3 separate regions of the Mus musculus genome follow, and regions 2 and 3 are each linked to region 1. A link is a loop called in an ENCODE intact Hi-C map of the cell type or tissue named here. Cell type or tissue: left cerebral cortex. All regions are shown on one strand.

Region 1 (8,000 bases):
GCTGTAAGGTTAAGAATCGACAAATGGGACCTCACAAAATTCAAAGCTTCTGTAAGGCAAAGGCCACTGTCAATAAGACAAAAAGGCCACCAACAGACTGGAAAGGGATCTTTACCAATCCTAAATCTGATAGGGGACTAATATCAAATATATACGAAGAACTCAAGAAGCTAGACTCCAGGAAATCAAAAAACTCTATTAAAAATGGGGTACAGAGCTAAACAAAGAATTCTCAACTGAGGAATACCAAATGGCTGAGAAGTACCTGAAAAAATGTTCTACATCCTTAATCATCAGGAAAATTCAAATCAAAACAACTCTGAGATTCAACCTCACACCAATCAGAATGACTAAGATCAAAAACTCAGGTGACAGCAGATGCTGGCAAGGATGTGGAGAAAGTAGTCCTCTATTGCTGGTGAGATTGCAAGCTAGTACAACCATTCTGGAAATCAGTTTGGCAGTTCCTCAGAAAATTGGACATAGGACTACTGGAAGATCCAGCAATACCTTTCCCGGGCATATACCCAGATGTTCCAACTTGTAATAAGGACACATGCTGCACTATGTTCATAAAAGCCTTTTTTTTATAATAGCCAGAAGCTGGAAAGAACCCAGATGTCCCTCAACAGAAGAATGGATACAGAAAATGTGGTACATTTACACAATGGAATACTACTCAGCTATTAAAAACAAAGAACGTATGAAATTCTCAGACAAATGGATGGATCTGGAGGATATCATCCTGAGTGAGGTAGCCCCATCACAAAAGAACACACATGATATGCATTCACTGATAAGTGGATATTAGTCCAGAAACTTAGAATACCCAAGATACAATTTGCAAAACACATGAAACTCAAGAAGAAGGAAGACCAAAGTGTGAGTACTTTGTTCCTTTTAAGAATGGGGAACAAAATACCCATGGAAGGAGTTACAGAGACAAAATTCGGAGCAGAGACTGAAGGAACAACCATCCAGAGACTGCCCCACTTGGGGATCCATCCCATAAAAAAAAAACACCAAACCCAGTCACTAGGCAGATGCCAACAAGAGCCTGCTGAAAGAAGCCTGATATAGCTATCTCCTTTTAGGCTCTGCCAGTGCCTGGCACATACAGAAGTTGATGCTCACAGTCATTCATTGGACGGAGCACGAGGTCCCAATGAGGGAGCCAGGGAGCTGAAGGGGTCTGAAGTACCATAGGAAGAACATCAATATGAACTAACCAGTACCCCCAGAGCTCCTTGGAACTAAACCACCAATCGAAGAAAACACATGATGGAACTTGTGGCTCTAGCTATATGTAGCAGAGGATGGCCTAGTTGGTTATCAATGGCAGGAGAGGCCCTTTTTCCTGTGAAGGCTCTATGCCCCAGTATAGGGGAATGCCAGGCCCAGGAATGGGAGTGGGTGGGTTGGGGAGCAGGGGGAGGGATGAGGGGATAGGGGTTTTTGGAGAAGAAACTAGGAAAGGGGATAACATTTGAAATGTAAATATAGAAAATATCTAACAAAAAATTATCAAACAATAAAAAAAAGAAATTTGAAATTACTATGTTCTTGGGTAAAAGCTTGCTATTAAGTTTTAAGGCCCAATGACAGTGTGTGTGTGTGTATGTGTGTGTGTGTGTGTGTGTGAGAGAGAGAGAGAGAGAGAGAGAGAGAGAGAGAGAGAATAAGGATGCTCAGATATGCATGTAGAGATCAGAGATTGCTATTGCATGTCTTCTATTTCTCCTATCTTATGTTCTGAAACAGGGTGTGTGTGTTTCTCAACTTGGACCTTACCATCTCCTCTAGACTGGCTGGCCCCAAGCCCATTGATCTGTGTAACTCCAAGCTCCCAGTGCTGCAGTTACAGATGTGTAGATTTGCACCTAGCTTTTTCCATTACTGCTGAGGATCTGAACTGAGGTTTTCTTGTTTGCACAGCAAGCATAATACTCAGTAAGTCATCTCTCAAGCCTGTTCTACCAAGATAAAACATACAGTCCAGTGTTTCTCAACTGGGGCACATCTTCCCACAAAGGGGACATTTTGCAAAGTGTGAAAACATTTTTGGTTTTCATAATCCAGATGGTGCAGCTGATAAGCAATTGACATCTAGCAGGCCAAGAAAGGTGCTTTAAAAATCTATAATAAACAGGACATCCCCACAACAACAAAATTTCCACTTCCAGAGGTCAATAATAGCTAGGTTGAAAGATCTCACCTTAATCAGAATGGGTTGGAGTCTCATTAATTCTTTGATTTGCATATTCATTTAGCAGTTGACTATGAAGAGGCCAGTAGGTGTCAAGAACCATTTTGCTTGCAGTATAAACTGAGCAATGAAGTCCAGATACCTGTTCCCATGGAGATAATAGTGTGGTCGTATACATCAACAATAAGTACATAAATACATAAGACCACTGAGAAAGTAATATTGGCACAAATACAAAAATTATAAAGAAGTGAATTTGTGCTAGGACTTGGGCTATGTTAGCTAGGAGGTCACAGGATGTCTCCCTGAGTGTCAGCATTTGTTCTGAGATGTGAACAAATGTAGTGTGTGTGTGTGTGTGTGTGTGTGTGTGTGTGTGTGTGTGTGTGTGTGTGTGTGTGTGTGTGTGTGTATGTGTTGGGGAGGAACCAAAATACCTGAAAAAGAACAAAGAATGAGTAGGAGAAAGAGTAGGAGAAAAGGTTAGGGTACCTCAGCTGATGTTAATAAACCTGTTCTGGAAAAGGCCAGGTGTTAAATATTATCAACTTCGGGGCCTATACAGGCCTCTCTCAACTACTCAATCCTCTCCTTGTCTTGCACAAGCAGCCATTCATGCTATACAGACAAGTGGATCTCCAATAAAACGTTTTTATAAAGTTGGGCTATTTGTCCAATGTCTGGTATAAGACCTTATAGGACACAAGAAAGTATTTCAGTTTTAAATGAACAATTTTAAACAGGGGAATTAATAATGACATTTTCAGACTGTCCTTCAAAAGAATAATGTAGCCACTGTCTCGGTAGCCTTAGGCTCCTCATTTCATCTCTCTGGGCCAGAATTTCCTGATGTTTAAAATAGAATTGGCTGGTCCCCTAGATTGATGTTAGGCTGGGGCGACACAGATGGAGCGAACGAAGTGTAGTTTGCAAATGTGAGTTATCGTGACTGTTAAAAGTGTTCCCATCTGTGGAGGCCCCGAGCCCTCCCATGTACCGCTACAGCGTTCTAGTATGAGCGATCACACCAATTCATAGCAGGAGGAACTTCCTCAAACTCAGGAGGCAAAATTACTCACTTGCCATCACATAAGGAAAAGCAGTTGTGTTTGGGTTCCCACCTGCCAGCCTGCGTAATTTCAGCTCAAATATAGACTTCGTGCTCATAGCCTCATGGGGCTGCTTCTCCCCTGGTAAGCCCACAAGTTTTATTTTCTCTGCAGAGGCCTCACTTCTCCACCAGCAAAGAGATTTTCTTTGCCTGGCTTATTCTTGACAAATATACCATCCAGTCTGGAAAGTGTCCAGAGGAAGCTCAGAGTGAGTTAAAGGGCGATGAAAAGACAGGTGCAAGGTCCCAGGCCAACAGGTGGCAGGACTCCAAGGAAGGTGCAGGTGCTTTGGACACTTCTCACATGGGAAGCTAGGTCAGGTCAGGGGCATCCTACTTAGGGCAGTGCTCAAACTCCTTCCCATGATCCTCCAGGATATAGCTCAATATTGCCTCTCTCACTCTGCTCTTAGAATGGTCACTCCTCCTGCTGTGGTCACAATGTTTGCCCCAAACACCAGACACACATTTCCTCGGGGCCTCTTTCAAGCTTTCTAGTTAACATCATTCCATCTTTTTCTTTGCCTGTCTAGCAACTTCACAAAAATCTCCATTGTAGTTTTCCTGGACAAAGATCTTCTCTTTTTTTTTTTTTTTTTTAAAGATTTATTTATTTATTATATGTAAGTACACTGTAGCTGTCTTTAGATACACCAGAAGAGGGAGTCAGATCTCGTTACGGATGGTTGTGAGCCACCATGTGGTTGCTGGGATTTGAACTCTGGACCTTCGGAAGAGCAGTCGGGTGCTCTAACCCACTGAGCCATCTCACCAGCCCAAGATCTTCTCTTTGCAGCACACTCTGCCTATCACTTTTTATCCATTATTCTGTTATATTTAGTGCTCAATAGTGTAACACACACATCTACTTACCTGGAATTGAAGTCTAGAACGATTTGTTTATCTGCTTCCTGTCTGTCTGCCAACCTTAGAATATAAGCAAGTTAAAGGCAGAGATCCATCACATGCATGCTGTCCCTCTGAGTCCTGCTCAGGAGTACTTGGCATTCAAATAATTATTCTGAAAGAATGAAAAGTCCTTAGTGAGAATGGGACAGATGCTAGGTGCACCTAGTCAGCTGGTTACTTGTGACTCAAGCCAGTAGCATTTGAGCTCTATAACAGATGACAGTAACCCAGCCATTTGAAATCTGGACTCTGTAAAATATTCAGGCTATCTTAAAGTAACACTAGCTTTTAAAACAAATAGACCTTCGTATTTCACTAAAACCATCTTTGTTTTGTTTTTGTTTTTGTTTTTATTTGTTTGGTTTTTTGAGACAGGGTTTCTCTGTATAGGCCTGGCTGTCCTGGAGCTCACTCTGTAGACCAGGCTGGCCTCGACCTCAGAAATCCACCTGCCTCTGCCTCCCAAGTGCTGGGATTAAAGGCATGCGCAACCACCATCCGGCTGACCATCTTTGTTTCACACTCATTTAGCAATCTATTGTGGCTTTTTTTCTATTAATGAAAGACTTTATGTGATTCAGGAACTCTGGCTCCTTCAGTTTCTGTGGCCTGTCATCACTAAGAATTGTGACTCCTCTGATTCCAGTTTATGTTGAGGAGAGAAAAACTGGAAAAGGCATGCACACTTGCCATACCCCAGGGCATAGAGGATTCCCTGCCTTACTTCTACTCTTTTCTATCCTTCTTCCATTGGTATGAAAAGATCATGTCTTTACCTAGCTGCAAGGGAGGATCAAAAACTTGACCACCAGCTGCTTAACAGCAACAGCTCTGTACAAAGAAATACTACGTGCTCTCAACTCCAACTGCTGTTCGATATTTGACTGTCTTTATTTCTTCTATGTTGACAACTTTGCCCAGAACTAGGACAACTTTGTCCTAACACAAATAGCCAGTAGAGATCCTCAAGCTTGCCAGCCTATAAATCTTTGAAATAAATTCAAATCCCATGCAAACCACAAACATGGCCACTTTCCTGTTACCACCATTCCTAAGGTAGCCTTCAGGATGCTCCTAGGAAGCAAGTTAATCACACATCTCGGAAAGAATATTCTGCTGACTTTTTCATACATTACTGACTCCTTAGATCCCTGAAATTGCTTCCATTGAAAGTCACCAGTGACCTTGGTATGAACAGGATTTTCTCTCTACAGACTATATTCTATATGCCACCTCTGCAAAATTTGATACCATTTGATTCCTGCTGGTAGCTCATGATTTTCTGAGCTCTCAATTCTCTGTGTTTATCTCTGACCATCCTCACCCTGTCCTTTCCTTTCTACTCAATGTTGGTGTCACTTAAATCCTCCTCTCCTTATTAGCAATGTTTTGCTGAGAATGCCCTTCATGGCTGAAGCATTCTCATAGTCTCCTGTATTGCCATAACAAACTTCCACCCACTGCATGGCTTATAAGATCAATGATAGACTATTTCATCTTTCTGGTTTTTAGAAATCCAAAAATCAAGTTGATCATGGGCGAGTTTCCAAGCTGGAGACTCTGAAGGAAAGTCTGACTAATGCCTCTCTCACAGACTCTGTCTCTGACAGTCTTCAGAATTCCTGGCTTATAAATGCATTGATGTATCCTCAATCTATCTCTTCATCTGGCTGTTTTCTGTGTCCTTCCTTTTTTTTTTTGTAAAATCGACAGTCACTTGCTTCATAGTCAACATGCCTCATGTCAAGACTTCAGTGTAATTTTATCTTCAAAGTCTCTCTTCTAATGTGGTTATACTCAGACTGAGAGCTAGGACTTTGACATATCTATTGGTAGAACATTACACACTATATTACACCTTCCAAATTTGTAACCCCTTCACTAGATTTCCTTCTAAGCTCACCATCCCATATTTCCAACTTCTTCTCCATGTTTTCACAGGAACCTCACATGCACATGGTCAAATAAGCATGTTGAAATGATTTCCTTAATTCTGATTGTTCTTGATTCTCTTTAATGGGAGATGGCTCACCATCTGTCCGCTTTTCCAAGCTAGCAGCATGAGGCACATCCTGGATTCCTTCCTCTCTTGCCTCCCACTTTCAATCTGAAACTGACTTGCATGAATATAGCTGGGAAATATCCCCCAACTCCTCCTCTGCCGGTGTCTCCAGCTTGTTACAGAGCTCAATATTTTTCACTCCTGGTTTGCCCACAATTTCTTCACTCACTTCTTCCTTAATTTCTCCAATTTAATATTAGAACTGTTTGCAGAACAGTTTCCTCCTAAAGCTTCAACAGGTTCATGGAAGAGGTCTGTATTCCTTCATCTAAAATCTGGGTTTTATGAAAGCACAAGAATCTTTTGGATTTAAGAGATGCCATGTACAGCATATTCTGTAGGTCTATCAGTACACCATGGGATAACACCATCATCGCAAACATGGATGAGTACTGTCTATGAACATCCACATGAAGAGGGTTAAAGATTGTGAAGAAATGCCTTATAAGTTCAGCTGTGTTCTCTATCAAATTAGTTTGTGCCAACACATGAAGAAATATTCAGTTGTCAGGTTTCTGAGTTTCAAGAGGGTAGATGATGGCTTCTAATCTTGTATTTTCTTTGTGGAAGTTTTTATTGGTTCCCAATTGTCTCATCCATTGGGCTTTAAAAACTACTTCTTTACTGGGTTGTGACCTTCAGATATGTGCATGCTGATCACAACATTTTTAAATGTTCAAAGTGGCAAGCCTTTAGGATAAAGAGACTTGCACAGACTTCTACTGCTCCCTATAGTGTTTTGAACATATTAGCTCAAAATTTACATTTTTCTTTATCCTGAGTATTTGACCTTCAGTAACATTGTCTCTAAACTAATAGTTACACATAGTGTGATGTGCAAATCTCTTTAAAGCACACCCAAGTAACTTCTCCAGTTATCTCCAGCTCATCCTTCTCCTGCTGTTTCCTTAGCCTCCTTCTTACCCCAGGCACAATCATATTGTCCAGGTAAATGCAGATCCTTAGTTTGTGAAGCCAAGTTCTCACATTTGCCTAAAATCTCCTTTATTCCCATATTTCTGAAAATTAATATTGATTGATTGATTCATTCATTCAACAAATATCCACAGAGCCTAAAACTGTGAAGTTTTATGCTGTGTTAGAGAACAAGACAGAAAAATCATTAGCTTTATAGAACCTACATAATCTGCTAAATATCCTGGGTACCCTAAGTCACACCAGTTAACTATTAGGTCAACATGATATAGATTATCTCACAACAAGTTGATTTTGAGTGCCAGTTTTTTACATTAGGATAGAATGAATTACAGGGCAATCTTAACCATGAAATCAAAATATAATACAATGCAACTGTGCACCACTTTAATTTAGCAGCTATCATCTGTCCCACATGGTTATAAGACAGCTCCCTCTAGACAACCACTTTAACACTTGTGGAGGCAGAAAGGAAGACTTAGTGATTACAATAGTGGTTCTTACAACTCTATCTATGGGTGACAAATACTAGATCTGATTTCCATTCTTTGGCTAGTGCATGTCATAGATTTCATATAACTTTTGGGATCTGAGAGTATACTTGGGAGAAATTTGTGAAATACCTAGTGCTCTCTGTAACAAGCATTCTTCTGTTAACAGCTGGGCATGAATGTTAGAACTCTCCCTTTTAGGGACCACAGGCAAGAATCTCTTAACTTCTTAAACCTGCATCAGGGAGGACCTGCTTTTACAAGGCCTGGAACTCCAAGCTGCAT
Region 2 (8,000 bases), 260 kb before region 1:
GACAAGGAGCACCCAGACAGGAGCTTAGCACAACTGTCATCTGAAAGGCTTCATCCAGCTGTTGATGGAAACAGATGCAGAAACCCACAGCAAAACATTAGGAATGCTCAGGGATTCTTGTGGAAGAATCACATATGCAGCAGTTGTACAGCTTGGTCTTCATGTAGGTCCCCTAACAACTGGACTGTGGACTGAGTCTCAGACTCAAGATGCTTGCCTGCCTTTTGATCCCTTTCCCCTAGCTGGGCAGGTTTCTCAGGCCTCAGAAGTTGGGGGTCAGGGGGGTGGGGGAGCTAAGGGGTTGGGGGGGCAAATTTGATCAAAATGTAAAGTGAATGAAGAAAGAAAGAAAGAAAGAAAGAAAGAAAGAAAGAAAGAAAGAAAGAAAGAAAGAAAGAAAGAGGGAGGGAGGGAGGGAGGGAGGGAGGGAGGGAGGGAGGGAGGGGAGGGGAGGGGAGGGGAGGGGAGGGGAGGGGAGGGGAGGGGAGGGGAGGGGAGGGAAGGGGAGGGGAGGGGAGGGAAGGGAAATTTAATATACTTGGTCCTGGAAAGAGAGAGAGAGATACAGAGACAGAGAGACGAAGAGAGAGAGAAGGTAGGTAGGTAGGTAGTTAGGTAGGTTGGTAGGTAAGTAGGTAGGCAGGCAGGCAGGCAAATAAAATTAAATGTACTTACTTGGTTATGGAGATCACAATTCCAACTTTGACTTTCCACTCTCTCTAATAACCTGCAGACAGGAGTGCACAACTCCACTGTTGAGTTTCTTCCTGACCACATGCAATCAGCCCTCAGATTAAGAGGGTTTAACTAACAGCAGAAAGAAGCATTAGAATTTGTGTCTAGGGCTGAAGAGATGGCATGGCAGTTAAAAGCACTTGCTGCTCTTGCAGAGGACCTGAACTCAGTTTCTAGAACCCACTGGCAGTTTCCAACTGTCTATAACTCCAATTCCAGGGAATCCAGTGTCCTCTTCTGACATCTGGGATACAGACATGCATATAGTACACTTTTCTTTCAGACAAAACACTCATACACATAAAGTAAAACTAAATCTTTAAATAAAATATAAAATAAAAATCATATCTATGCTAAACATGTAGACTTTTTCATTTGGTCATTTAGTCTATAAACATCACACTGTAATAAGTATTTATGTACCATCTACATTGGAGTAGGTATTATAAATAATCTAGAGGTTTTTTAAGTTTCTATACAAGCATTATTCCATCTTATAAAAGTAGCTTGAACATATGTGGAATTTGGTATTAAGGGGTAAGGACCTAAGAACCAATCCCTGACAGATATGAAGACCCAGGAAAACACTAGAGTTTAGTACTACAACACACAGAAGTAGTCAGACACATGCAGGAATACTCCCATTTACAGATAAAACTATTCCAACAGCAAAGAAAGTTAAGAAGAAAATAGAAATGACTATAATACAGAAGCCATGTTCTGGTGGGAAGCACAGTCATAACTCTATCTGGAGCTAATACAAAATAAAATGTATTCTAACAGAAGGCAGCTTTGCCCTTGCCATACTGTATTACGTGTTAAGTAACTGGGCCCTTTTTTTCCCACTACTGTGTAATTACACATGAAACCGCAGATGTCATTCATGTACACAGAGGCCTGACTTAGGCTTGAAAAGAAATCCTTTCTTCATCTGCATTGCTAGCAGTTTTTGAAAGGACAGGAAAAATGCTCTATGGAGAAAAACATGGACACCAAAACATCTGTCTATGTTTAATAGTAATATGAGATAATCAACTACCTCTGTTGGAACTTGCCCAACAACCATTCTTGCCCCATTTTGATTTCATAGAGCATGAGACTGAGGCACAATTGCTAGTAAGGGGCCCAGTCAAGGCACTAACTTTCTGACTCCAAGCTTTCCTTTTCTAGAAATTCTCCTTTTCCAGTTGCCATTCCACTGACTATTCATACACAATGTATACTGGGGTTTCCACACTGCTGTCTTCCTTACTCCCACTAATGTAGAAACTTCAAAGTCATCCTTTGAACATACCTGCACAGTTGTACACAACTTGCAGGAGTGAATGGCTGCCTGCTACAGCTGATCACCAATGAGACAAATGAAGAACCCTTATGACTTCGGCACAGAGCAAAGCATTTGCCATTAAAAAAAATCAAAAACAAAAACAAAAAACAGAATCAATCAAATCACTACTTGCTACACTAAAAGCAAGAACAGTTAACTCTACTGAAATCTACCTACTGATTTCCAGATATCAACATCACAGTGCCCAGCACATAAAGCAAAGCCACATCCCCAAATTGTCATTGTTCCTGCCTCACTGACCTTACAGAATCCAATACTCTGCCTCAACTTCTTCTGCCACCCCTACCAAAGGGATTTCCCCAAATTTATAAGCCTCCCTTCATGCCTTAGGACCACAGCCCTAAATATTTTCTTCCTTCAGTCTCTTACCCCTTGGTCCTACTGCACCTATGAAGATCAATCCTTAAAGCCCTAAGAGAAGGATGAGACTCTGTGTTGATCATTTTTCCTAGACCACAGTAGCCATTCTCCTTAAACTACCTACATATGCACTATACTTATGAGTAAAAGGTCACAGATGCAATCTAACAGACTCTGGGGTTCCAGGTACTGAAACAACTTGCAGAATTTTGCAGGTTCTGAACAAAGTCTAAGTCTACATGCTAAATCAAGCTTTTAAGACTCCAGCAGGACCAATATCTTGGTGAAAATTGTCCTTTGAGTGCCAGTATGCTGGAATGGCCAGTCTCTTAGACTCTTCCTTCATCCCCTGTAAGTCTTTCATAAGAGCTAGTTGCTATGGGTAGACCTGGGCCAAGGGACTTTGATCTTTGGGGAAATACAATTATCTTCTAATTCTGCTGTAGGAATCCCAGACACTAATGATTTAACGCTGTTAAAAATGGAGAGCACATCTAAGTCCAACCACACTGTCAAATACTATGTTACTATCTGTGTAAGGAATGTACTTTTAAGGGTATGACAGCAAGAAAATTTAAGTTTAATGGAATTAATTTCAGAAATGTCCTGAAGAAGTGTTATTTTTGAAGACTGAGTTATATTGTCCAAAAGCACATCCCCACATCGTCCCCCAAAAAGGAGGGGCTGGGGATGTATCTTAGTAGTCGTCAGAGCACTCACTCAGCAATCATGAGGCTTGGTCCTCAGAAGTACAAAGGGGATGGAGGACAGTTACCAGCACCATTAGGGAATTTAAAGTTAGCATGAACTAATGTTAAAAAGGCAGTTTACAGGAGCCAATGTTCCCAAAATGTATAGCCCTTATATACTTAAACCACTGTATTTGAATCTTACCAGATATTCCCTTAACACTTTGCAGTTAACACCCACACAGTCCACATGACATTGTAGAATAAACCAGGCCAACCATCCACTCAACAGTGCAAGCACAAACTGAGTACCAAAAACTTACGATCATGAGCTTTCACAACAAGCCATAGTCATTTCTAGCATCTGTTCCTGGTCTTTGTGCTTTGGTGACAGAATAGAAAACAATTCCCCCTAGTGTCCTGTAGGCGGCTGAAGGATGGAGAGAGACACTGGGAAAAGCAGACTCTTGCCTTCCAGCACTGACTTTAAAGAACAGCTCAGGAACACAGATCCTAGAAAAACCTTGGTGACCTAGACAAGAAGTATTCTCATAACTTATGAGAGGATAAAAACCTTTGATTTTATTTCTAAAGCTCATCCAGTTTCAACTTAAAAGTCAAAAGAATCTATATCCTTTCACATCAAAATATATTAGTCCACAATTCAGACCATTTCTTGAAGCACTGGGAGCCCACACTTGCAGGCAGCCTGTGCTCACCCACACTGGTGGGAATGTCTTCTTTAGAAGCCTCCCTGTTCTCCTACGGGAGTTCGCCTCCTTTCTTTGGCAAATCCACTAACATCTAAATCCTCATAGCTTCTGCCCTTCTGTGCAGATCCTTCCTTCAGTTCACTTTCCGTTCTGAAATTAACAGACCCCAGCTCCATAAATGTGCGTTCTCCTCAAGCAATTTTCAATAAGGAAAAGCACTCTTTGAAAATACCCAAGAGATGTGTGAAACCTTCATGGAAGTTTTCTCTTAGTCTGCTTTTTTTTTTTTTTTTTTTTTTCCTGCTCCAGTAAGGTCCCAACACACAGATGAGTAATTGATTCATATCAACCATTTGTGAGAGACGAGAAAAGAAATCACCACTGTTCTTTTCCTAATTTATATCATTCCCAATCTGGAGTCTATCAAAGTGAATCCTGAGGTGGGAAGGCAGGAGAGGCAAAAAGAAACATCAGCCTCAGATGCCTGCCTCCACTCATAAGAAAGCACTTTGGGTGCCCGCCTGTGTCAGAAAGGGTGGCGTGCCACTCCCTCCAACCTCCCTCTGTCGCCCTAAAGGAAGAAAGAGTATGAGTTCTCTTTTGAGACACTTACATAAGACTCAGTAAACTTCCTGTGACATTCACAGAAAATGTAAGCTGCTCTTTTGCTCCCTCGGGATATCATTTTAATGGACTGAGTGACAAAATTCACAGATTCAGAATTCAGCAGAAACCTACTCAACTGAGGTACATCAGCACTGGAACAGGGAAAACAAAAAAACAAAAAACAAAACCCAAACCAGTGCATCCCTATTAAAAAGGGTCACCCAGGAGATGGACTGGGTCAGCAAAAGACAATCTGTTCCCTCTCAAGTGACCCATTTAAAGTCCAGAAGTGCACAGGTTTAATAAATCTCACACTGGTAAAGACAGCTTATAGAAAGAACTATCCTTACAGAGCGGGGGCATTTCAAGGCGATGAACAGTATAACTTCATGATAAACATACTTATCATTCCAACCTCCAGAAGCAATGACATTTACAGGAAGCTCTGAGTAGACACTGATGACTACAAGAAGTTTAGTGTAACAGGACAGACCAGGTATGTTGGTTGGGACTCCCCCTCACGGGTATCCATGCCATCCAACCACTTTATCCTAAAGAGCTTTTGGAAAATGTGGATGCATACACCCAACCCGGCCTCTTTTCAACCTATTGGAAAGTTCTCTGGGCATCCCATCATAAAAGGCAGGTGAACGTCGAAGAAAAGCAGGAAGGGTCCCAGGGTGGCGGGAAAACAATACCTCCAGGTGTTACTAAGAACCTGCCCCCTACACACACACACCAACTCGCTCTTGCCTATCAATATCTTGTACACCTAAGAGCATGTCAGGCCCTGAGACAGATCCTGGGGACACTAGAGATTGGGGTCTTCCACCTCCTGCTTTTCCGGGACTCAAAGCCAAGTCAGAAACGGTGTGCCCATCCTTTTTACTAGCATCCTAAGCACACCGGGTACCAGCCACAGGTTTGGATAAGTTGTCCAGCATTGCTCACTAAAGCGTTCCCACGATGGTTCTCTCGCACATCAGGGCTCTTACCTTGGCCTTGACTACATCCAGGCAGAGGTACACTCCGAAAGAGCTGAACCGCGTGGTGCCACTGACGCCTACTAAGTGCAGTGGGTCCTGGTGGAGATCCCAGCTGGAGCTGTTCTAACCCGACCGACCGACGGTGCCAAGCACAGACTTCGGGACAGCCTTGGGCTCCAAATATCAATAGGAAAGGTCCGCCTTGCCGGGACTGAGCACTCTCCCTTCTTTCTCCTCCTCCGAGGCGGCTGCCGAGAGCTGCTCTACGCCAGAAGGACTCTTCCAAGCCCTGGGCGCCTCGCATGGGCAAGGGCCTGGGGGCCGCCCTGGGTTGGATCCGGGAAACCAGCGCCAGGAAGAAACGGGGAGCCGCAGCTCTGCCGGCTTCACCTTCCGCGCCCCTGACCGCTTAACCCCTTCAGGGCAGGGCCTGCCCGCAACCGGCCCGGCCAGGCAAGTACACCGGCAGCCCCAGCCACGGAGAAGAGGCGAGGCAGGAGGCAGGAGGCTGGAGGCAGCTCAGCCGGACCGAGAGACCAGCGTGGCGAACGAGCACTGGGACCGACCGTAGCTGCTTGCGGTGACCCTCCCCCCCACCCCCCGGGCCTGCGCCGCCCGCCCGCGGCTCCGCGAGAAGCGGGCGCTGAAGAGGGCCTCGCCCGGGCCTGGGGCGCGGGACCGGGGGCGCGGGGCCGGGATAGATGCTCCTTGGAAGGTCACGGCCGCCGGGGCGCCGCGAGCGGGACGCAGCCCGATGGGTGCGGGGAGCCCGGGCGGGCAGCCCCCGCCGCCACCTTGGAGACGCGCCGGCTTCCCGGAGCGCTCAGGTTTGGAGCCGCTCGTCCGCTGCAGACGCTGTGGGCAGCCTGGAGCCGCGAACGGACAGGCGCGCGATCCCCGCTTCCCGCGCGGGGCCGGGAGAGAATCGCTGTGCGGGGACCGGCGTGGGAGCGCGCTGGCGGGCGCTGGTGTTGGAGCTCCAGGCTAGTCCAGCCGCCGCCGCGTGCTTAGAGCGTCGGGCTCGTTCGGCAGCTGCAGTGACTGTGTGTCTGTGTCATGTCTGTGCAGCTGGGGGGCGAGGGGGAAGGACCGCGATCCTGGGCTGGGTTCCGAGCGGGGGCGGGACCGGAGCCCGCCTCGGGGCCACGCCTCCTCCCCGTGATCGCATGGACAGCCAATGGGTAGCGCCAGGAATGTGCGTCTCTAGTGCCCGCCCTGCCTAGGCTACGCCTACGACCAAGCGCCTCCCTCCGCTCCTTGGTTCATTGGAACGCAGGCGGATGAAACACCCGGAGCCCGGAGCCCGGGCCGGGTCTCGGGAAAAGGGTGCTAGCTGGAGCTCCCCGCCCTTCTTTCCCGGACTCCGGCTACCCCAGATTTGGATGAAAGAGAGTGAAGAGAGGCGGGTTGAGTTCGCAATTGTTGCTTCCGGTTTGCGAGCAGGGTGGGTCACCGTGCCACTCCTTTTACAAAATAACGGTTTGGGGGGAAGTAGGAAGTTTACCCTGCTTTTCCTTCGGTTGGGAACGCGGCTCTCCCCTAGGTTGACCGGTCATGGGGCAGCCAGAGCTGTGAAGAGGCCCGATTTGAGCGGTTTGACATCATCTTGCTTGGATTCTGGATCCAAGAATCCTGTGCAAGACTCTGGTCCCCCTCACCAGAGGAAACTACATTTTTGTGTCCATATATACACGCATAGATGCACCTCCTTTCTAATTTTACTCTTGCTCAGAGCCCCGCTTTCAACGTCCACTAAAGGGACATCTAAGCCTCCGGATGTTGATGAGGAAGGTGAGGATGCGGAGAGTCCGCCCGGACTGCGGAAGGAGCGGAAAGATTTGGTTATAGTAAAGGGGATGGGATGTCCCTTGGGAGAATACCCTCCCTTGAGGCTGAAGCAGAGCCTGGGTGAGAAAGAGGACCAGAGCGGACGGTCTACTCCCACTGGAAGACGGAGCTCCGAAACTGCGATCCAGCTTCCGGGTTTTTTCCTCAACTAGGTCCCTTGGCTTCTGGGGGCCCCTTCCCCCAGAGTCCCCACCTCCCCCAATCCGTAGGAGCCACTGAATCTCTGTCTTCCCCTGCGCTTATCTCCTCCGGCAGCCCACCCACTGTCTTTTAATGGCTGGGGAGGATGGAGAGAGGTGGGATGCCTTAGAAAGGGCTTCCTATCTCGGGACTCTGAGCTGACTATCTTACCCGAGGTGGAGCATCACTCTAATCTCGCATTCGAAGATCCAGCTCCTCTCTGATCCCATCCCTCATCCCCAGCTCTGGCCTTGATACCTACACCCTTGGACCGTCCTTTGACCTGCTCGACACTCTCGGCTTCCCTGCGTTCTCTAGAAGCCAGGACCCCTTTTACCACCAGCAGGGGCTCTCCCTCAGTTCCCAGCGCTGTTTACCTAATCAGTAGGAGCCTAAGTCTTGGAGGATGCGAACCGAAGGTAGCGGTTGCTTCGGAATAGTTAACTGCGATGCTGGGGTCCTGATGTCTTATCTCTACCAGAATAAGTCTTACCACGAACGTTGCAGGGATAGCAAATCGTATCTGGGTTTGATG
Region 3 (8,000 bases), 380 kb before region 1:
GTTTAAAGTATGCCCAGTTGTAAGTCACAGGCACCAATACAGTGCCTGGAAACCAAGTCTTACAACTGCATTATTATTTTTATTTTTTAATCTAGTAAGTAGGAAAAAATGCTTTTAAATTATATAAGTCACGTTCATTAAGTAATGAGATGATCTTAAGGGAGGCTCAATATCTAGGAAGTCAAGGGAGCAGAGGTAGACTTCCATGTCCTAACAAGGCCCATGTTAGCAGATCACTAATCTGTATTTTTCCTGATACACTCCTTTTATGATGTAGGAGAACACAAAGACTCAGATCCAAATGTATTAATTGGACAATAAAGCAGTCACAATATGAATCTCTCCCAATAACTCCCACGTACAGCTAGGAAAGTGATGTCCATTACTGTCTCTGAGGCCAAAGGGCAACTCTCTTTTGAAGAATTCATTATATTTCCTACTTCACAGCCCTTGGTCTTCCATCTCAGACTCCCCCCAGCAGGGAGAGGCTCCTGGGGAGTGGTAATGAAAAGGTAGAAAAGAATCAGAGGACCCTTTCCCTACTGCCTCAGAGGGTATCTGAGCATTGTATTCCTTCCAGATCTTTACCTGCTTTATCTGCTTAATTAGCATTGCCCTCTGGGTCTCACCCAGCTCAATTGCCTCACCATGCAGGAAACCTTTCAGTACCATAGCCACCTACAGCACAACTTGACTTTTTCTGGAGGGTTATCCATTTGTCATCTGGTTTTGTTTCTATGTGGTGAACTCCAGCAGAAGAGGAGAGACGCTGCCTTCCAGTCAGATGAATAAAAAACACATTTTAGTTTCCAAAGAAAAGAAACTACTTGTATCTTCTGCTAGATTCGAAACAGGAATTATGGAAAAATCTTTAAAATTTCTAATTTACTAGTCAATGCAATCAAGTCACTGGAAAAGCACTAGGGAAGTGAGGGTAAGCAGCAGTTAGACTGGTGACCTAAATCCTATCCGTGACCTTAATCCCAGCAAGACACTGAGCAGGCAAACTTTCTGCTTCCCACAACTTCCATGAAAACAGGTCAAGCTGACATGCAAACATTTTTTTTAATGTGTCCTTTCAGTTCTAGATTTTCAAATTTCTGCTTTGACCCAGCTATAAAACAATACACATTTAAAACCTATATAAGAATAATTATGAAGAATGCTTTTCTGAACTTTTTCCAGACTTGAGGAAAGCCTTCACACGTTGTATACAGCTCAGCTCCACCTAGAGAAAACCAGATACTTAGGTCAGTTTTGAAAATGTTTTATATCTTGCTGGGAATGATGGTTCATGCCTTTAATCATAGCATTTGGGAGGCAGGTATATCTTAGTGGGTTTGAGGCCAACCGTGTGTGTGTGTGTGTGTGTGTGTGTGTGTGTGTGTGTGTGTGTGTGTGTGTAATTCTTATGGAGTTCCAAGACAGCCAAGACTATATAGACCCAGCCTCAAAAAACGCAAAGGAAGAGAGAGAAAAGAAAAATCTTTATAACTCAAAGCAAAGGCCTCAATGAGAAAGTGAGTCTCCCATTTCACCACTTTGTCTCAGCATGGTGCAGATAAGTCCTTGCAACTTCTATCACTGTGAGGTGGGGGCTAAGAACTGTCAACTCTGAGCTGGCAACAGTGGCTAGCTAGCTTTTGCAAGGAATAGTTCCTTTAGTAGCCTGATATTTGTAGAGAGTATCAATGTCTAAGGAACATAAGTATTTCAGAAAATTGTAAGGTCTTGTAAGAGGCTGCAGCCCAACACTGGAAGGAAAGATTTAGGAGTTGATGAAATTCTGCCAAGGGAGCAGGAATCCAGTGAGTAGCTAGTTACTGTCTGTATCCACTGCATCTGTCTTACAACTTAGTAAGTAAGGTACCTGGACATATAGCCACCACAGCATTCCAAAATACACCTGCCATAGCACCTGGAAATGTACCTACTTTGGCACCTGAAAATGCACCTGCCACCATATGTAGAAATGTACATGCTACAGCACCTGCAAATATGTACTTGGCTCAACATTGAGACATGCACCTCCCAAGACACTGAGTGACTATTTGCAGAGAGAAAGTTTCTTTCGCTGGATCATGCAAGGGCATAGAATTTAAACCAAGTCTTTTTACTCTATACCCAAGACATTTTAAGCTCCAGTGCACTACACTTCAACTGCTTCAAAAGCAAGGAAGTATTTGTTAAGGGAATAAAAAGACATCTAAGATTTTTTTTTTCCCTTTCAGTATCTGTAACTCAACAGAAAGACTTAACAATTCATACTACCTAGAGATTTCCATGTATCTTTTTGCCTTCAAATTTATGATGAAAGACCAAGTTGCGCCTCTCTGAAACTCGACCAAGGTTTAAGTGTGTCCAACCTGTCACAAAGACATTTTTAAAGTCCTCATTCTGAGCATCTGATTGTCGGCCATACCAGCTTCTCAAATTCAGCAAAATGTAAGCTACAATTGGCATATGTTTCTAGGAATGGTGGCTGCTGTGCATTTTGTGTTCAGAAAAATACAGAGGCAGAATATTTATTTAGATAACTTCAGAACTTTTAACATCTCCCACCCCCATGCTACTCCCCATGCTCAAAATGCCTGTAGGCACATGTCCTTTCAAGGTGAACATCAGTAAAGTCTATCCAAAACAATAAGCTATAAATAAAATTTCCTTAAGAGAACATAAAGAATGCAAACCTTATATTATAATTTATGTTAGTTAGGGAGAATTTGAAATGAGAAAATAACTCTTTTTTTTTTCCCTAGGAGAAAATGAGAAATTCTCATGATTGATGCAATCAATAACTGAAATAAAAACATCTATGTGACATCCATGGAAAAGCCTGCAGTCACTTTCAAATCTTCACCAAGTAGTTTAGGCACATAAGACCAAACAGCTGTAATAATAATAATAATAATAATAATAATAATAATAATAATAATAATAAAAAATTAACAGTGAGAACCAGGTCTGGGAAGGAGGGAACAAGACATTGTGGCCTTGAATCCTGGCAGTAAACTTGACCTTATACATCAGTGACTTCTGTATGACACAGAGGGAAAGTAAGTCATGTAATACAAAGCTTAAATGACATTTACTCTTTTCTACTGGGGAAGGAAGAGAAATACTACTTTACAAACTTTTCTATAACATTGTTATATATCCTTGGTTTAATTTTATTGTTGGAAATTTTGCTATTGAGAAGACATTTTAGCATGGGCTGACTGCATTCAGAAGAAAAGTATCTAGGGAAAGTGCTACAACACAGCACAGACCATTTCAAGGAAAACCCTTCAACTTCTTTGGCCAGCAAGCCAAAGGCCCATTATGAGGACCCACATTCACCAGCTACTACCATGGGGGCTACCATTACTGCCATCAGGGCTACAAATGCTACAACTCAGATTCCTACTTACAACTACCATTATTTTTCCTAGAAAAATATGATCTTATTTGTGTCATCTTAATAGTAATGTCATCTGACTCAATAAAGGTTATAAAATAATCATACTCATTACTCAAACATCCATAGGCAGATTTCATGGAAACTGTCCCTATTTCCATCTGATTAAGGAAGCCAAAAAAGCAACCTGAAGAGTCTAATGTTCCCTACTAGCCAGTGGTAGAACTGAAGTTCAGACACCCTGACATCTGCTCCTAAATCAGTCTTACTGAGACAGCATGCACAACACCCTGGGTACAGATATTCTGGGATTAGAAACCAGACGTTACAAGACATGTCCGGGGGAATCTCTAAAAGGAGAGATGATACAAAAACAAAAATCAAAGCTATCTGCTATAGTTTGAAAGTCCCTTCTAAACTTTTGTTGAAAGTTAATGGCCACTGTCGGAGCAATCAGTTGCCAGGCCCTCGACTGGTCCATACCACTGCCTCCCTATCCCTTCCCTAGGTAACATTTTTCCCGTTCTTAGAAAAGAGAAATTCAGGAACTTTCTAAAACTACACCCATAAGGAGAAAAGAGAGAAACAGTTCAGTTTCTACAGTGTTTGCCTCACAAGAATGAAGAGCCAAGTTTGGATCCCTAGTGCCCACATAGAGAAAAGGAGGAGGAAGGCTTTAGTAATTGGGAATCTTAGCTCATGCCTTCTATAATCCTAGCACTAGGGGGCAGAGACGGCTAGATCTATGTAGCACACTAAAAAGTCCATTTAGCTGAATTGATGAGATCCAGGACTGGTAAATGACATTGCTGAAAGGGGAAACGGGTGGCTGTAGAGAGTTGAAGGGAAGTAGGAAAAGGGAAGAAGAAGGGAAACGGGAAGGAAGTTGAGGAAAGCTTGGAAAGACACTAACACAGAACATCCACTCTAAGCCAAGAACAGTCTCCTTTAATAACCATGAATAACCTTAGCACCGAAAGTACCCAAGATGGTAAATGTGGTCAGAGTAGACTGAGACCAAGGATCAGGGATGGGCCATGCTCTTCTGTGGTGCCAGAAAGATTAATGAGCTGTATACACAGGCATTTCAGAGATGACTGCACAATATAGCGTCACTATTCCCACTAGCTTCCCAAACAAAAACTAGAAAAAATGCTCTAAAACTAACATCAGTCCGTCCCCCACCCCCATCACCTAGGGTCAGAAAAATGTTGTAATGTTAAAAATATCCTGACTGAAATAGAAAAGGATTTAGCCAAAATCCTAAGGCTGATAGGAGACCAGTCTTCTCCAGGATTCAAGCAGAAAAGACAGTCTCAACTTCTGCTTAATATACACAATATCCACCAAGACAAAGGCAAAGAAAGCCCTGAGAAACACGGAACCATGGCTTCCTACAACCCGAGTTATCTATTTACAAAAGGACTTAAAGCTCTTTCTCTTTCTTATATTAGCAGTGTAGGAAGTGAAAGCCCTTAAAGTAACCAGCTGCCATCCTCAAACCTGAAACAAATTTAGGTCAGGAGTGAGGTTCACTTTTGAAACCCTGTCTCAAAAGAATATATTGGCAAGTAACAGCAGACACCCAGCACCCTCCTCAGACTTGTACCCACACATACTCTGTGCATACATCACACACCCACAAGATGCACTACGATCTACACTCAGAAAATCAGCTTCTGGAACTGAAGAGATGGATAAAAGCACTTGCTGTGAACACAAGAGGATCTGAGTTCAAAGCCCCAGTATCCAAGTTAAAAAAAAACAACAAAAAACAAAAAACAAAAAGCAAAAAAACTTGCTTCTGGATGTATCTTTCTATAACCTGAAAATTAGGGGGATGGAGACAGGCTGGTCATCCTAGTGACCTCACTATCAGCCTAGGTGAAACAGGAACTTTAGGTTCAGTGAGAAACCCTGTCTCAAAAGAATATATTGGCAAGTAACAGCAGACACCCAGCACCCTCCTCAGACTTGTACCCACACATACTCTGTGCATACATCACACACCCACAAGATGCACAAAAAGATTAGCTCTTGGACAAGAATGGTGATGGCCACTGTCATTTTCAGTGTTCCTCCAACCCCCCCACCCCCAGACACACGGCAAGCCCTTCTCCCTGGCTACAGCCTGCAAAAGACACCTGCTAATCCACAAACTTTTTGACTTCTTGGAAATATGGTCCTCTGCCTTAAGCGAGGCAAGCCCAAGCCCTATTTTAAAGACACTCCTTTCACTACTTACCTGTCACAGTCATAAAAATGGGGAAGGGGTTGAGAACACTGGCTTTCATTCAAATGAACCTAAAAAATAAAGAACTCTAATAAAGAAGGAATAGGCTACAATGGTTTTCTTTTCCTTTCTCTGTATTTCATTTTCCAGTTTTTCTATAAGGCCTCTCTGTATGCTGCAACATGAAGAAAAATTAAATTTACTACTGCTGAGGCAAAATCAGGGCTCCTTTATTATAAGGCTCTGAACCTGAAGAAAATATGTTTATGTTTGATGAGATGCCCACTCCCTATTGAAAAATCCAGAAGCTTCTAGGACCCACATGATGTCGATATATTAACTTGTGAATAATTGAAAATGTTAATAAAGAACAGTCTATCCCCAGTCTCTAGACCACATGAAGTTGGTAGCTTAGTTGGAAGATGGGGGAGGGGGACTCAGGGACCAGCCATCCCAGCTGTCCAGAAGGCTCAGTCTGGGACATAGAGGACTTCAGCCTACAAATGTGCTCTTAGGCAAATTGCTCTCAGGATGGAGAGGCAGTGAAAGTAAGAGGAGCCAGTTAAAACACAGATCAGAATTCCAACTCCATGTGGACAAATTCTCTACACTCGGTTTCTTCATCTACAACTACCAACTACAGCCCTGAGTGTCCAATATGGGAAGACTCTGAGAGCAAGTGAGAATATTAATCATATAAAATGAGGCCAAAATATATGTGAGGCTGACTGACCAAGGACAGACAACACAAGCCCTGTCTGCCTCAAGGGAACATGGGGTTTTAGGGCTAGTAACAGCTTTTGTTCATCCTAGTCTAAGAGAATTGGTCTTTTACAAGGTTTGAATCTTCACAAATTGCATAATCTGACAAAAATCAGTTAATCTTAAACCTCAGCTTCTTCACCTAACTGCTTAAGCAGCAGAGCCAAATTACAAGGTTGCTAAAAGCTCATCACAGAATGACTTCAGCACTTGCGACCGAGTACAATGCATGGTGGACCATCAATACTTCATCCCATACCCCATTTGCTACAATTACATAAGGAGATCTACTTCATCTACATGTACAGATTTAAGAAATTTGATCACTATAGTAACCACAGCTCCATATGCATACTTACATGGAGTTTTTGTTTTGTTTTATTTCTATTTTTCTTATATTGAAAACAGATTTTCTTTCATATAATATATTTTAATTAAGGTTTCCCTTTCCCCCAACTCTTCCCAGGTCCTTCCCAACTCTCATTTTCTCTCCTTAAAAAACAAGGCATCGGGGCTGAAGAGATGACTGAGTGATTAAGAACACTGACTGCTCTTCCAAATGTCCTAAGTTCAGTTCCCAGCAACCACATGGTGGCTCACAAACATCTGTAATTGGATTTGATGCCCTCTTCTGCTGTGTATCTGAAGACAGCTACAGTGTACTCATATAAATAAAATCAATAAATCTTTTTAAAAAAGAAAACAAGACAGTTAAAAATAATAAAACCATGAGATAAAACAAAATATACACAAACCAGAATACGACAAACCAAACAGAAGAAAATGAACCAAAGACACAGCACAAGAAACATATGTGTAGAGACTCATATATTTGCACAAAGAAAATTCCATAAAAACACAAAACCAAAAACCTATATACAAAAACGACACATAAAGTTTTTTTTAAAGAAAAAGAAAAAAAAAAAGCCCAAAGAAAGAATCATGAGACAACGAACTTCCAAAACTGCAAATGCCATTAAGTTTGTAAGTGTTGGCATTGACTGCTGGGCATGAGGACTGCCCTTAAGACTAGTTTGTATAGCCAATGAGACACCATAGAAGAAAACTAATTTTTCATTTACAAGTAGTTATCAACTGAAGATAGCTTGTGAATTAGGGATGTCGGCTGTGTCTTCTCCTCTCAGCACTGGAACTCCTTCTGGCTTAGACTCATGCAGGCCTTGCACACACTGACACAGTTTTTGGAAGTTCATATGAGCATCAGTACCTGATGTATTTAGAAGATCTTGTGTCCTTGGTATTCTCTATGCCCTCTAGTTCTTACAGTCTTTCTGCCTCCCCTTCCAAAGGGTTCTGTGAGCCCAATGGAGTAGAGGGAGAATTTGATAGAGACACCCCATTTATAATTGAGTGTTCCAAGGTCTCTCACTGTCTGCACATTGTCTGGCTATGAGCCTCTGTGTTTATGCTCATCTATTGCAGGAAGAAGCATCTCTGATGATGGCTGAGCAAGACGTTATTTAAAGATGTTCCTTGAGTATCTTAGTCTCGGTTTCTATTCCTGGACAAAACATCATGACCAAGAAGCAAGTTGGGGAGGAAAGGGTTTATTCGGCTTACACTTCCATGCTGCTGTTCATCCCCAAG

Evidence for each region. Hi-C counts contacts between places; a loop is a spot of excess contacts. Peaks named below come from ENCODE experiments on the same cell type or tissue, not always from the same donor. Only the 100,000 strongest peaks of a DNase experiment are listed, where the experiment ranks them.
Region 2: it touches region 1 in a loop (6-fold over the local background); 5 of 42 quality-filtered maps call a loop at or near these places.
Region 3: a loop joins it to region 1, with 5 times the contacts of the local background. A loop is called at or near these places in 2 of 42 quality-filtered maps.

Annotation. Positions count from the first base shown.
Region 1 is chr8:73,608,530-73,616,529 of GRCm38, forward strand. No RefSeq gene overlaps it. Among named protein-coding and RNA genes, the nearest start is that of Large1, 260 kb to the left of the region's middle. In left cerebral cortex, no CTCF peak of the experiment used is centred here; DNase peaks (open chromatin) are centred at 3,264, 5,777 and 6,313; H3K27ac peaks cover 2,306 bases.
Region 2 is chr8:73,347,020-73,355,019 of GRCm38, forward strand. Large1 (LARGE xylosyl- and glucuronyltransferase 1) reads right to left here and starts at 6,521. Exons shown (of 15, transcript NM_010687.2): 1 at 5,447-6,521. In left cerebral cortex, a CTCF peak has its summit at 3,557 (motif pointing left); DNase peaks (open chromatin) are centred at 3,491, 3,855, 4,405, 4,999 and 4 more places; H3K4me3 peaks cover 5,370 bases; H3K27ac peaks cover 3,764 bases.
Region 3 is chr8:73,229,398-73,237,397 of GRCm38, forward strand. The region is part of intron 1 of Large1 (LARGE xylosyl- and glucuronyltransferase 1); the gene reads right to left. Among named protein-coding and RNA genes, the nearest start is that of Large1, 120 kb to the right of the region's middle. In left cerebral cortex, a CTCF peak has its summit at 4,114 (motif pointing right); DNase peaks (open chromatin) are centred at 4,110, 4,999 and 7,822; H3K27ac peaks cover 389 bases.